2 separate regions of the Mus musculus genome follow, and region 1 is linked to region 2. The links are chromatin loops, found by intact Hi-C in ENCODE. Cell type or tissue: heart. All regions are shown on one strand. Links, peaks and the distances in the headings refer to the core of each region. The heading gives the core; the rest is flanking DNA.

The links. Hi-C counts contacts between places; a loop is a spot of excess contacts. Peaks named below come from ENCODE experiments on the same cell type or tissue, not always from the same donor. Only the 100,000 strongest peaks of a DNase experiment are listed, where the experiment ranks them.
Region 1: a loop joins it to region 2, with 3.0 times the contacts of the local background. A loop is called at or near these places in 8 of 42 quality-filtered maps.

Annotation. Positions count from the first base shown.
Region 1 is chr5:35,944,727-35,951,212 of GRCm38, forward strand. It overlaps Afap1 (actin filament associated protein 1), which reads left to right. Exons shown (of 17, transcript NM_027373.2): 4 at 462-570; 5 at 3,309-3,520; 6 at 6,129-6,308. Among named protein-coding and RNA genes, the nearest start is that of Afap1, 55 kb to the left of the region's middle. In heart, for the core only: a CTCF peak has its summit at 2,907; a DNase peak (open chromatin) is centred at 3,625; H3K27ac peaks cover 1,730 bases.
Region 2 is chr5:35,890,362-35,896,847 of GRCm38, forward strand. It overlaps Afap1 (actin filament associated protein 1), which reads left to right and starts at 2,958. Exons shown (of 17, transcript NM_027373.2): 1 at 2,958-3,179. In heart, for the core only: a CTCF peak has its summit at 3,750; DNase peaks (open chromatin) are centred at 3,000, 3,760, 4,090 and 4,340; H3K4me3 peaks cover 2,500 bases; H3K27ac peaks cover 2,308 bases.

The DNA of each region.
Region 1 (6,486 bases), core at 1,721-4,220, 53 kb after region 2:
ACTGACTTCCAGGCAACTAGGGTGAGGATCTTATGCTCACACCCACAGTGACACACCTATTCCAACCAGGTCACACCTATTCCAACAAGGCCACACCTCCAGATGGTGCCACTCCCTGGTCCAAGGATATACAAACCATCACAGGGGGTCACTATGAGGATGAAGAGGAACACATAGACCCTGTCTCTGCTGGAGATGGGGCTCAGGAGGAGATGCAAGTCAGCCCAGATGGACTGGGGGGGAGAGGTTTCTAATGGCTCAGAGTGTGAGCCAAATAGTAGGTGAGATGCCCATGTGTGAAGGTGCGACTCCCTAACAGGTACCAGTAGGAGCTGAGTGATCTATGACCAGCCAGGGTGAGGCTGAGGGATGGACATGAGCAGAGAACGTGGTCCAGGTCCTGGTGACTTTGAGTCTCTAGCAGCCACTCTAATCTAGCACGGTTTTCCTTTCGCCTTCAGCCTCCTGACAGCGGGCCTCCGCCTTTACCAACGTCCTCTCTCCCAGAGGGTTACTATGAGGAAGCCGTGCCGCTGAGCCCTGGGAAAGCTCCAGAGTACATCACCTCAAGTGAGTGGCAGCTGCCCACATCAGGGTGGTTCCTTCATTCTCAGGAATGGTGGTGAGCCAAGGCACTGGTGTGGAGGAGGCAGGGCTAAACATCACCACAGAAATGTAGGAGCAATGTGTCTGGGATCTAAGGAAGGCATTTAATACAGGAGGGGTCTGGGGAAAGGCTGAGACCCCCAGAGTCCTTTCTTCCAGCTTCTGTTGAGTCGGGTTCAGAGGTACCTGGAGCCACAGAGCCAGGTGTGGGTAAATGATGTGATTCTCTGAGGTCGGGAGAGAAACTGTTCTGTAGTTCATTGGTGCACGCTCTACCCTGTCCCCTCCTGGCCTCTACAGAGCACAGTCCTGCAGGTTGAGGTTTCTGCAGAAATGCCTGTTGGGTGCAGGCTTCTCTTCTGTGAAGAGGGCAGGCTTCACTGAACAGTTTCTGCTGAAGTCATGATCCACCAGCTCCCGGTGCCGACCTCAGAAATCCTTCTTTTAAACTGAGATGCACACTGATGCCCAGGACCTCCTCTTACTGCCCCTGGGATTCAGATTCATTACTGATGCTATTCTGTCCCCTGAGTGTCAGGCCCTTTCACCTCTCAGCAGGATGTCACGTCAAGCTGTGGAATCCTGTGTTTCTGTGCTCAGCTCTGAAACTCCTCTCATTGTCAAGTACTTTCTCATTAAAAAGAGTGTCGTGGAAAAAGTGTCACTGTAGGACACTTGTTCTCCAGTCTGATGATCTGAATTGGTTCACCAGGACCCACATAGTGGAAAGAGCGAATCAACCCCCCAAGCTGTCCTCTAACCTCCACGCATGTACCACGACACACGTGCCTCCGCAAAATAGTTGTTTAAAGCGTTGTAAGTGTCAGTCTTTGTGACAGGCTGCTAGGGCAGAGTAGAGCACGGGCTAACAGTGCTATCCACTCCCCTGTGATGCTCACCGGCTTCCATACCATTGCCAACACCGAGTGTCCACATGCTCTGGAAGCTGGTTTCCCAGAGTGCATTGGCTTATAGCACTTTTCTTAGACCTGTGGCGGGCTGCCAGCATCTTCTCCAGGGGCCAGGTGACAATCTCCTTCTCCCAGGGTCTGGCATTTCTGGCTCTTAGGTCCCTGTTTGACAGCATGAGCCTCTCTGATGGTATGCTCCCCCCATCTGCCCCTCCAGTCAGAGCCTGCCTTCTGTCTTTGCCTTGCTGTATGGTATCCACACAGCCATAGGCTTTGGGGCCCTGGAACCATGTGTGACTTAATTCCTTCATGAAAATGAAGGTTGAAAAGTTCCTTTGAGGCTGCCATGTAAAGAGGGGGTGTTAGGCAGATGCAGACACTGGGATAGCCACGTGCTGGTGTGTAGGAGGGGAGAGGAGAAAGAGAGGCTGCTGATCTGAAGATGGCAGGAGCCTGGCCTGACTGACAAGTTATTCTACTGCAACCTCCTGTCTGCATCCTCAGCACTTCAGACTGGCAGCTCTCACACTCTCAGGTTACCACTGCCTCAAGTGCTCTGTCTGTTACTTCTCTTCCCAGCCACCCCAGGCCTGAATGTGCCATTGTCCCTCTGAAGGATCCTTCCCTGACAGTGCACTGGCCATGTTCCTGCAATAGGAGCTTTGCTAGGTGCTGGCTGGGAGAGCTACCACATACAACAGGATGCTCTCTTCCCAGGGTTCCCAGCTTGGCGTAAAGAGCTGACCTGTGCACACAGTGAGGAGTCTGTTGGAGTGTGTACAGTGTGTCACAAGGGCCTATGACACAGTGTGCTGTTGGCCTGCTCAGGCTGCTGCCTCAAATCACTCTCAGCTCAGAGGCTGGAATGCTGAAATTCTTGGGCCATGCTAGAGTTATCGTACCAGTGCTTTATCTTACAGATGGCCTGTCTTAGAGGTGTGCCTTCTGGACATGTCCTCACCCCCTCCCTTCTTCCCCCCTCTTTCCTCTTGTCCCTTTCTCTCACCACTCCCATTGGATTAGGACTCTACCTTATGGTCGTATTGGTAACAGATTTCATCTGAATCGTAATCCAAAAGCTCCATCAGATGCAGTCATGTTAGCCTAAAGACCTCACTCAGCATGAGAGTCTCAGGGAATCTTGAGCCCATGGTACTGGCCAGAGGGAGCCATAGCTTAATGCTAGACATGAACACACATTATCCCAGGAGAGAGGAGGGAGATGGGGCAGCTCGGGTGTGTACAGAGAGCCCAGAGGAAGAGGGAGCAGGCTATGTGTGGAGAAAGTGTAAGAACTGGGGTGTCCTTGAGTGAGATTTGTTCTGTTAGAGAGATGGGACCAGTCCTGCCCAGATCCAAGGCAAGCCAGTGGGAAGAGGTGGCCTCTGGTGGATCCCAAGTGTACTGAAGGGTCTGTGGGTGGTAGTGTCAACAAGAAGACTGGGGTGGGGGTGGATTTAATCAAGGCCAGATAAAGAGGAGCAGAGGACTCTTCACGGACATGGTTCCCGAGTGACCACCCAAGGCAGGGCACAGTTAATGCTGCCATTGGGGTGACATCATCCTGTTGATGTGAACGAATCTAGAGATTTAAAAAAAAATGAATCTCAATGTTTTAGTCGTTGCATTTGAAGCATTTTGATGTGTTCTCAGTGCCTGACTTGTGCAAGTTTTATCCCCAGTGCCAGGGCGGAAGCCCTTTCTCACTGAAGCCTACGGTGGCTGGAAATAAGGCCAGGTGAGGTGAGCTGGAGGGTCGGCCTCTCACCTCTACCCTTTTCTCCTCCACAGATTATGACTCTGATGCCATGAGCAGTTCCTATGAGTCATATGATGAAGAGGAAGAGGACGGGAAGGGGAAGAAAACTCGGCATCAGTGGCCGTCAGAGGAGGCCTCTATGGACCTGGTGAAAGACGCCAAGATCTGTGCCTTCCTGCTGCGCAAGAAACGCTTTGGCCAGTGGACCAAGCTGCTCTGCGTCATCAAAGACACCAAGCTGCTGGTGAGGAGCCCAGTGGGGCTGTGCCGCCATTGGCAGTCCGAAGTACAGGACCACAACTGGTACATGCAGACGCTACCACAGGGGAGGCAAGCGACGGCCCAGCCCAGCTCAGCCCAGCCCGCTGGCACCTCTTCAGGGAGGGCTCATGGTTCCCCCACACCCAAGTCCTTCCACCCCGCGGGGCCTGTGGCTTGTGTCAGTGGAAATGAGCAGTGTTGAGACTTGCCAGAAACTGCAAGATAGACTTTCTCATTTGTAGCGAGTCAGTAAATTCCTCCCAGCCAGGTCACAGCAGAGGCCGGAGCCTGTGGAGGCGCCTAGGGGAGGGCAGAGGGAAAGGACATTCTTTTGGAAAGTCAAAAGCTTTCCAAAAAGAAGGGTGGGTTTTTTTGTTTTGTTTTGTTTTGTTTTGGAGGCAAAACAGGAAGGTGGAGTACATCCAGAAGCAGGGCGTAGAAGATTCAGGACTCTGGCTACAGGTGCTGTCCCCTTGGGGGTTCCAAGGAGAGGAGCCTTGGAGGCGGCATTCCTGCCCCCAGTCCCCCCAGCTCCCAAGGCCACTTCCGGTAAAAACCAAGGCTGGTCACTGGGTCAGGAGTTTTACTGTCTGCTTTTTGCCTTTTGTCTTTCAAATTAACCTCAGGAAGCAATTGCTCAAAAGTGAGTCCTTAAAGGAGAAAATCTGGGTTTCTCCTTTCCCCACGTGATGGAGCAGATAACACTGTAAGAGAGACCATGGCCCCCAGTGAATTATGGGAGTCTTGCTCGCATTGGCTCTTAGATCACTGGATGTGCTTCTTCTTCTTCTTCTTCTTCTTCTTCTTCTTCTTCTTCTTCTTCTTCTTCTTCTTCTTCTTCTTCTTCTTCTTTTTTTTTTTGTTCAGCCTTTTTAAACGAAGTGCATATTTTTTCCACATGTGTGGCCTGAATTTCTTCCAAATATAGAATATGCCAAAAATGATGCCATTGGGGATTTTAAAGCATGAAAAATATTAACATAGCCCTTCTTTATAATCTGATGCAATCGCTGCAAGATGGTGATATGCTATATGCAGTGATTTAAAATGTACTCCACACTCATGAGAAAGAGCCGTTTTATTTCCAGTGCAGACAGCGGGAGGGCTGATGCAGAGTCAGCAGTTTGGGGCCCAGGTTCCTGGCCCCACACCCGTTGGTCCTCTTCCTCCTCTCTTGCTTTTCTCTGCAGTGAGAGCCCTCTCCCTGCTCTATGATGGTGAGAGCTTTCATAGCTTTCATAGAGCCTACCTTTAAATTGTTGAAGGAATAAATGGAAAATGAGGGAAAACATCATGTAAGACAAAATGCAAGGTGAAACTTGGCCTTTTATTTGATTTTGGCTTTGTTATGACAGAATCTTGCTAGATAGCTCAGGTTAGCCTCAAATTCACTATGTAGCCCAGGCTAGTCTTGAGCTCTGAATCCTTTCTCTTCCATCTCCTGAATGATGAGATTATGAGCAAGTACTACACACATTTGGCTTAAAGTAGTAGTAGTAGTAATTGTTGTTTTGTTTGTTTGTTTGTTGTTGTGCTGTGTGTATGTATGTATGTATGTGTGTGTATGTATGTATGTGTGTGTGTATGTATGTATATGTATGTATGTATGTATTTTTATGTATATGTGTGTATGCATTATCTTCCTTCATAATTAACCCATGATCAACTACTCAGATGAGAGAAAGCATACTTTTCTTTCCTGGAACACCTTGCCTGGCCTCCCCCTGTGGGTGTCACGCTACCTACTCTATTGACTCCATCTCTAGACCTTTTATTTCCATGCCCAGGCAATTCCAGACCTACCCAGTCACCCCCAGACACTCTGCCCACTCACTGAAGTATCTGTCTCCTAGCTGGTGGGTATCACTGGAAGAGCCTCTCCACTGGATGGACTCTGAGGCCAAGTCACCTTTCTTCCTGGGGTCTGCCTGTACCTAGTGCTGAGGGAGTCAAGGGGCAGAGCCAGCGGGCTTCCAGCTCCAGGGCCCTGGGCTCTCTATGAATTTCGCTTGAACTGAGTCCTGCCTGGTCTTCCTTCCTCAGGCTCTTTGCAGCAGCCTTGGGGGACTCCTGTTTGGAGGTGGCCTGGGCTTGCCTCCCAGGATCTCCAGACAGTACTAGCATTCCAGGTGGTTGTGAGCCAACTGCTGTGGGTGCTGGGGACAGGGCTTAGGCTCGCTACAAGGGCAGTGCGCACTTTTAAGTGCTGAGCCATTTCTCCAGCACCAAGTGTCGTTATCATTACCTAGTCTGCCCACAGTAGCTCTATGCAGTTGCAACAGATCTAGTAACCCTTTCATGTATGTTATATTCACATGAACTGTGCTCCAATAGAACACAGGACAGATCAGTGCCTGCTCAGTCGAGTCTTAGACATTCCATATGCCTCAGCCGACTTAGCATACACCTGTGTGTGGCAGATGTGGAAGGAGTGTGGGTAGGCAGCAGACGGTGTCACACCTGTTCGCTGGCTGCTGAGCCACCCCCCCCCAAAGCCTGGCTAGCACTAGAGGTTTGGTTATGCTGGGTTTCATCATTGTTTCTGGTCGCACTTCCTCAAGGCATTAATTGGTCTGTTGTGTTCCCCGCAGTGCTATAAAAGTTCCAAGGACCAGCAGCCTCAGATGGAGCTGCCGCTGCAGGGCTGCAGTATCACATACATCCCGAGAGACAGCAAGAAGAAGAAACACGAGCTGAAAATCACCCAGCAAGGCACAGACCCTCTGGTTCTAGCTGTTCAGAGCAAGGAACAGGCTGAGCAGTGGTTGAAGGTAGGACATCTGACATGACTCTGAGACACACTTCCAGACTCATTTAATTGATAAGTTGTCTAAAACCCAGACAGATCAATGAATCTAGGAGTTTTATCTTTTTTTAATAATTGAGTTACATGTTAATTTTGCCCTGCCCCCATACACACATGCATACACAGACATGCACGCACACATG
Region 2 (6,486 bases), core at 2,702-5,201:
GAAAGAAATTGTATTGGCCAGACCCAGCATACAAGAGGCTGAGGCAGGAGGATGAGCCATTATTTACTTCCCTCCTCCTCCTCTGTATACACATGTGCTTGCATGTACACACACACATACACACACACAAACATGCACACACATGAACATGCACACACATACACACACGCATTCACACATGCACACACACATGCACATACACGCACATGCACACACGCACATGCACACACACATGCACGCACACACATGCACACACACATATGCACACACATGCACACAATGCACACACATGCACACACACATGCACATACACGCACATGCACACACGCACATGCACACACACATGCACGCACACACATGCACACACATGCACACAATGCACACACATGCACATACACGCACATGCACACACACATGCACGCACACACATGCACACACATGCACACAATGCACACACATGCACATACACGCACATGCACATGCACACACGCACATGCACACACATGCACACACGCACATGCACACACACACACACATGCACACACATCAGGCAGCTGATCTAATAGCATTACAGCTTGGGGGAGTTCATGGGACTCAAGCTGGGGTTGTGGAGCTCTAGGCCCTGCCCTCCGCTTCTGACACTCTCCTCCTCTCTACCTTTCCTACAAGTGTCCAAGTCACCAAACACGGACTGATACATGTGGTGTGGCTATCGTTTGGGGTGGGTGTTGGGGGGAACAGCCACAAGCAAACTACCAGTTAGCACCTGCATTTGTGTGTCTATCCAGAAGCTCAGCTCACCCACCGATGCAGGTCAACCTTGGCCGAAAGGGTGAGAGGCAGAGGAAGGAGAGGGAGCCGAACTGAAATCCTGGTCCTCAGAGAAGCCGAGGCGCATGCGACGGACGAGCCTCAGAGGTCTTCTGGTCCCTTGCTCAGGTTCTCAAGGAGGAAGCCTGAGTATGAAGGAGGAGGTGACCTCACCTCAGAGCCAGGAAAGAGATTAATGTCCTCCCCCATCAGTGTAGCACAGACCCAGAGTCTGCAGACGGCTCAAAAATAAATAACTAAAGGTATTTTTCATGAGTTATGATTCATTTTAGAAGAAAATATCTACAATTATGTTTGGAGCCTGGGGCACTGTCCACATCCACATTTTATTGCTGTGGAGTGAACTGGCCAGAAATCTATGCAGATGCCAACAGGGTCTGTCATCTTTGAAAAAGCCAATTTGAAAACTTGGACTGAATTGCTTGAGCTTCGGATAAAATAGTGAATGATGCCCTGGAGGACTCCTTTATGGCCAACCCCTTTCAACTCCAACCAGAACCAGTTACCCCCAACCCTCCCTGGACCCTGTCTGCTCATATGAAACGGGCCTGAGGCCACTGGAGGACACTCAGGATGACAGCATGAGAGGGTAACACAGGTTGGAGTGACTGGCCTTTAGACATTTCTGTTCTTAGAATGTTCCGGGCCATAATAGCCATCTCTCCCATCCTCACGCCACCTGCCTTCCCCTCCCATCTTCCTTGGCTCCCTTTATTTGTCTCCTTCTCTGGCCTTCCCCAAGCACAGCTGCTCTCATTTTTGAGCAAAGCAGCCCACCATCCTGCCTCTGTGTCCCAGCACAGCTCGTACAGCAGGACGGTGTCCCAGAATGTCTCGCTTTTCTGTTGTCCTGATAATACCTGGACAAAAGCAAGTTAGGAAAGAACGGTTTCTGTTGGCCCACGGCTCTCCAGCTGTGGTCCAGTCCTTGACTGTAAGGAAGTCACAGTGTCAGGAGCTGAAGGCTGCTGGTCCTACCACACTCACCTTCAAGAAGCTGAGGCCAATTAATACCTGAACTCAACTAGATGGCTCCTTTTAAAACAGACCAGGACTTGAGCCCAGTGACAAGTGCTACCCACCTTCAGTGTTAGTCTTCCCACCTCAACCAAATCTAGGTAACTACTTTGTACATGCATGCTCAGCGATGAGGTAATCCTTCACAACAAGTTAACAATTAACACTAACCACACCAATCAAACCCATTCCCAAGAATAGCTCTTCTCGAATAAGGGGCTGTACCAAGAGGCCCCAGTGCCTGGGCAAGCAGATCATCTGTTGGCTTGGGGAGTCAGACAGGAGGATTGAGGCTCTGCATGGACTCCAGGACTCACTGAGGAGCGGCAGGCTGGCCTGTCTCTGGAAGTAAGCTATTTGTAATTTGGGGGGAGTCCAACTGAGGTCTGGTGATCACTGCTGACTGGATTGGATCCTGCAGTGATCATGTATGTGGATAGGGCTTCTGATGAGGGTATCCATCCCAAGAGAAGCATGCTGTCTCCAGCCATGATCACAAAGGCTCTCGTCAGAGGCAGAAGGGAAGTCTTGGAGAAGAGGGACAGGTTGTGAAATAGAGGGAAATCCACGAATGTTGTAGAGATACATTCCAGAACAGTCCTCTAAGGCTTGGGCGAATTTTAAAGATAATTGAGATATGGATAAATGGAAATGGTAGTAGGTAGATAGGAGTCATGCCTGGTGGGGGAATGGAAAAACAAAAAACAAAAACAAGGCTCTGAGCAGGAAAGGGATGAGATTAATAATTGGATCCTGAAGTAGGACAGCGAAATGGATCTGCTTGGCACAGCACCTAAAGGGAGTTTTCTCTTTCTTTCCACCCTTAATGATACCAACACCCTTCGACCAGAAGACGGACAAGGCTATGAGGATCGCAATTCGGATGGCAAGAACCATCAGTTTTCCTTTAGAACCAATTCTAGCTTTGGGGTGAGCACCGAGTACCACTGAGCTTAGTCCACGTGGGCGCTGAGCCCGAAGCGAAATCAGATCAGCGCAGAGTCCCGGGTGCCGGCTCGGACCCACGGCCCCGCCCAGCCTCTCTTTGTTCCTCCTGGCCCCGCCCCCTCCGCCCAACTCCCTAACCATTGGCTAGAGGGCGGGTTCTTGCTGTTCAGGGGGCGGGGCTATGGAGGCAGGCGGGGCCTGTCGCGCCTGCGCAGAATCCTCCGGCCACAGCTCGCACCGGCGGTGTCTGGGCTCCAGGTCCCGACTGAGAGATCGCTGAGCTGCGCAGGGCCCCGCCCCGGGCTCCATTGTTGAGGCAGCGGGCGCTCCGCGGGCTGCGCTCCTCTCGGCCGTCCAGTGCTCACGAGCCACTGAATCCTGAGGTGAGGCGGCGGCGACTTTGAACCCGTAGCGGGGCCAGGTGTCCCACGATGTCCTCGGGCAAGGTCCCCAAGCTGGATGCCCTGGGCCGGGCAGGGTCCCCAGACAAGGCTGGGCAGGATCTCCAGGGCCGGGTAGGGTCATCGAGGCCCTTCAGGGTGTTAGACAGGACTGACCAGGGACTCCTGACAGGGCAGCGTCTCCGGACAGGGCATGGTCCCTATACAGGGGTGGACGGGGTCTCCAGGGCTAAGTTGGATCCCTGGAGGTCAGAGTCCCCAGGGCCAGGTAGGGTCCCCGAGGCCCTTCAGGGTCCCCAGACAGGGCTGGGCAGGGTCAGCGGGCTGGGATGGTTTTCCAAGAACTGTTCGAAGATCCGGTCATCCGAGACCTAAAGGACAGACCGCATATTTGGACTTGCAGGACGATCGCTAAGGCTGAACTGGGGTTCCCGGCTTGGCAGTCGGCTGAAATGGGTCGGAGAGTGTGCTGCCCGGTTGGTGGCAGCTGCCTTCTCCTCTAGAGGGACAGGAACACCGAGAGGGCTGGCCTGGATGGACCCGAGCACTCAGGAGTCTGTGCGCCCTGGCATTGTCTCGCCGCCGGGTGGCACAGAGGGCTCTGCACCTCCAGGTCCTGGCCACCCCACGAGTGGGCTCTTTTCCGGCCCTCCTTCTTGGGTGTAGCTAGTTGATTGTCACCAAGAGGGACCGGGGGTTGGGGGACCCTTGTGTGAGGGAGCCTTCCTGTTTCCCTATGTGGTGTGGATGGCTCCGGAGGTAACTACGTGGACTTAAGTGTGTGGGGAGGCTTGGCGGGTGGAAAGGCTGTTTCTGTCCCTGTATTGGTACGATTTCGTGTGTCAGTGAAGGTGACAGCGTGGACACGCGCGCATGGGATCCTGGTCCTGTGTCCCATGGCTTGTCGACCCAGGCTTTGCCCATTCAGTCCTGGCCCCCGCTTTGGGTGTGCATTGGGCACTGGAGTTTCGGTGAGGTGAGCGAAGCCCTGTGCGTGCTGGGCGCAGTTAGCCTAAGGTGGTGTGGACCGGACTTTGGTATTGTCTTTATTCAGTGAGTTGAAGCGGGGAGCGGGCGGGGTGGGGGGCGCTACACGGGCTCTGGAGTAGCCCGTCTGAGAACGTGCCCCTCACCCTGCGGGTCTCTGGGGAGCGTGGGGCTGTCACTGTGCTGGAAGCTGCAAGTCCAGCCATGGAGTTTCTTACTCCTGACTTAGGCCTGGCGACCCAGAGGCCGGTGCTGATTGGAGGGAGCAGAGCCTCTCTGCCCTCAGCTTCTTGATTTCTTCCGTTGGGAAGAAAAAAAAAATCTGGAAAGCCAGAGAGTTGACTTTGTAACTCCCAGTCAGCGCCTGGCAAGTGGAAGAAACTCTCCCAAGAACTTGGCGTGCTGCAGAATGAGTTTGAATCAAGAAAATCTACACCCAGGGAACCAAGCCAAAGCAGTTACAGTTGGAGATCAGATTTATGAAGGCAGCCCTGGGGTGAGGTCCAGGGAGGGGACCTGATGCTGCCCCTCAGGCTGGGCCCTCCTCAGCTACTAACTAATGTGGAGACCATTCATTAGATACTGCTTCTTTGAGCATTTCAAAATCACTTGTCATGTATCCAGGATGGTGTGTGTGTGTGTGTGTGTGTGTGTGTGTGTGTGTGAGAGAGAGAGAGAGAGAGAGAGAGAGAGAGAGAGAGAGAGAGAGAGAAAGAGAGAGAGAAAGAAATCAAGCCAGTGTCTTTCTGTGGGGAGAAGGCAGGCAGCATTTGGAACTAGGAGTTTCAATAAGCAACCCACAGTTTGTCCTAAAAGAGAGCCCAACTCTAATAGCAGGATAGGATATGAAACAGCTAGGAGCCATCCTTGTCCTGCTATAAGATGCACACTTAGTCTCTGCCATCTCCTACTTCTGTGCTTGCACCAGCTCAGCTCTGGGTGCTGAGCTCTGGCAAGCTTCTGCCTCATCAAATGTTCTCTCTGAGCCTTCCTTATGTTAGTTCTGTCCTTTAGACATTGTGAGTTTGGGCCAAAAGTACCTATCATAGCTTGTTAAAACAAACAAACAAACAAACAAACAAACAAAAAAACCAACACTCTGAAAGCCACAGACCCAGTTTGTACCCCAGAGCAGGGAGGAGGTGGGGCCCAAATGAGAGAGCCTTTGTCTACACCATGAATCCAGGTACAAAGCCTCAACCCACCAAAGATAGTAAAGATTTTTTTTAACCTGTCTGACTGAGTGTGTTTTATGATGTAGAGTACTCGAACAGAGTTCATTGAGTCTAATTTTGGCCCTGAAGTTGATTTACTGTCCTTCCTGGGTAGTTTCTCCTCTAGGTTTTAGCAGTCTCACCTTTGAAAGTCTTCAAGTAGACAATTTTAAGGAACATTCTTGGCCCTAAACCCTTCATTCTTTTAACCAAATATAGCAGAAGGAAGTTGGCCTATGGCAAAGATATAAAGGAGATATTTGAAAAATGTAGTCTAAAGAGCAAGCTACTTCCTTGCTTCTCAGTTTCTTTTTACAAAGGTTTATCCAAGGACTGAGAGATGGCTCGTGGTCAAGGTTGCTGGCTGCTTGTGCAGAGGACCTGGGGCGGTCCTATACCCACATGGTCTAGCTCCAGGGCACCCAATGCCATCTCTGGCCTCTGCGGACACTGTGTGCATGTGATATGACAGACATATGGAGGCAAAACGCCCATAGTCATTAAGTAAAATAAAATTGAAATTTATAAAGGTTGGGTAGATCATCAGTGTTTGGGACAAGTGTGTGCAATGGAAACTTGCACTTTTTGGTGTTGTCTTGCATGCTTTTTGAAAAATTAAAATTAAATTTGATTTTGGCCTTTTTGAAGATTTACACCCCCACCAGAGAGATGTGCGTGTGCATGTGTATGTGCACATACACATGGAATGCCTTGGGAGGTCAGAAGAGGGCATCAGATATGCTGGGTCTGGAGTTGCAGGCAGATGGGAGCCTCCTGATGTGAGTGCTGAAAACCAGATTCCCTGAGCACAGCAGCAAGCATCCTTGACCATGAACTGTCTCTCAGCCCTTACACTCTCTTACCCACAAAGCACCGCTCCAGCCCCTTTGAACCCTTTATAATTGTATTCTGTTTGCATCTCCACTATATCACATTCCTCCCTTAATGAAGCCGTTGGGTGCAGATCTGTTTTCAAGAGCATCTGTTGGTGTGTTGTCGGATGGAGTCTGCCAACTGCGCATTTCCAGGTCCCAATCTATAGCCAGGATTTTACTTGAGAGACTCTGAAACAAGTGGAATCTTAAGAG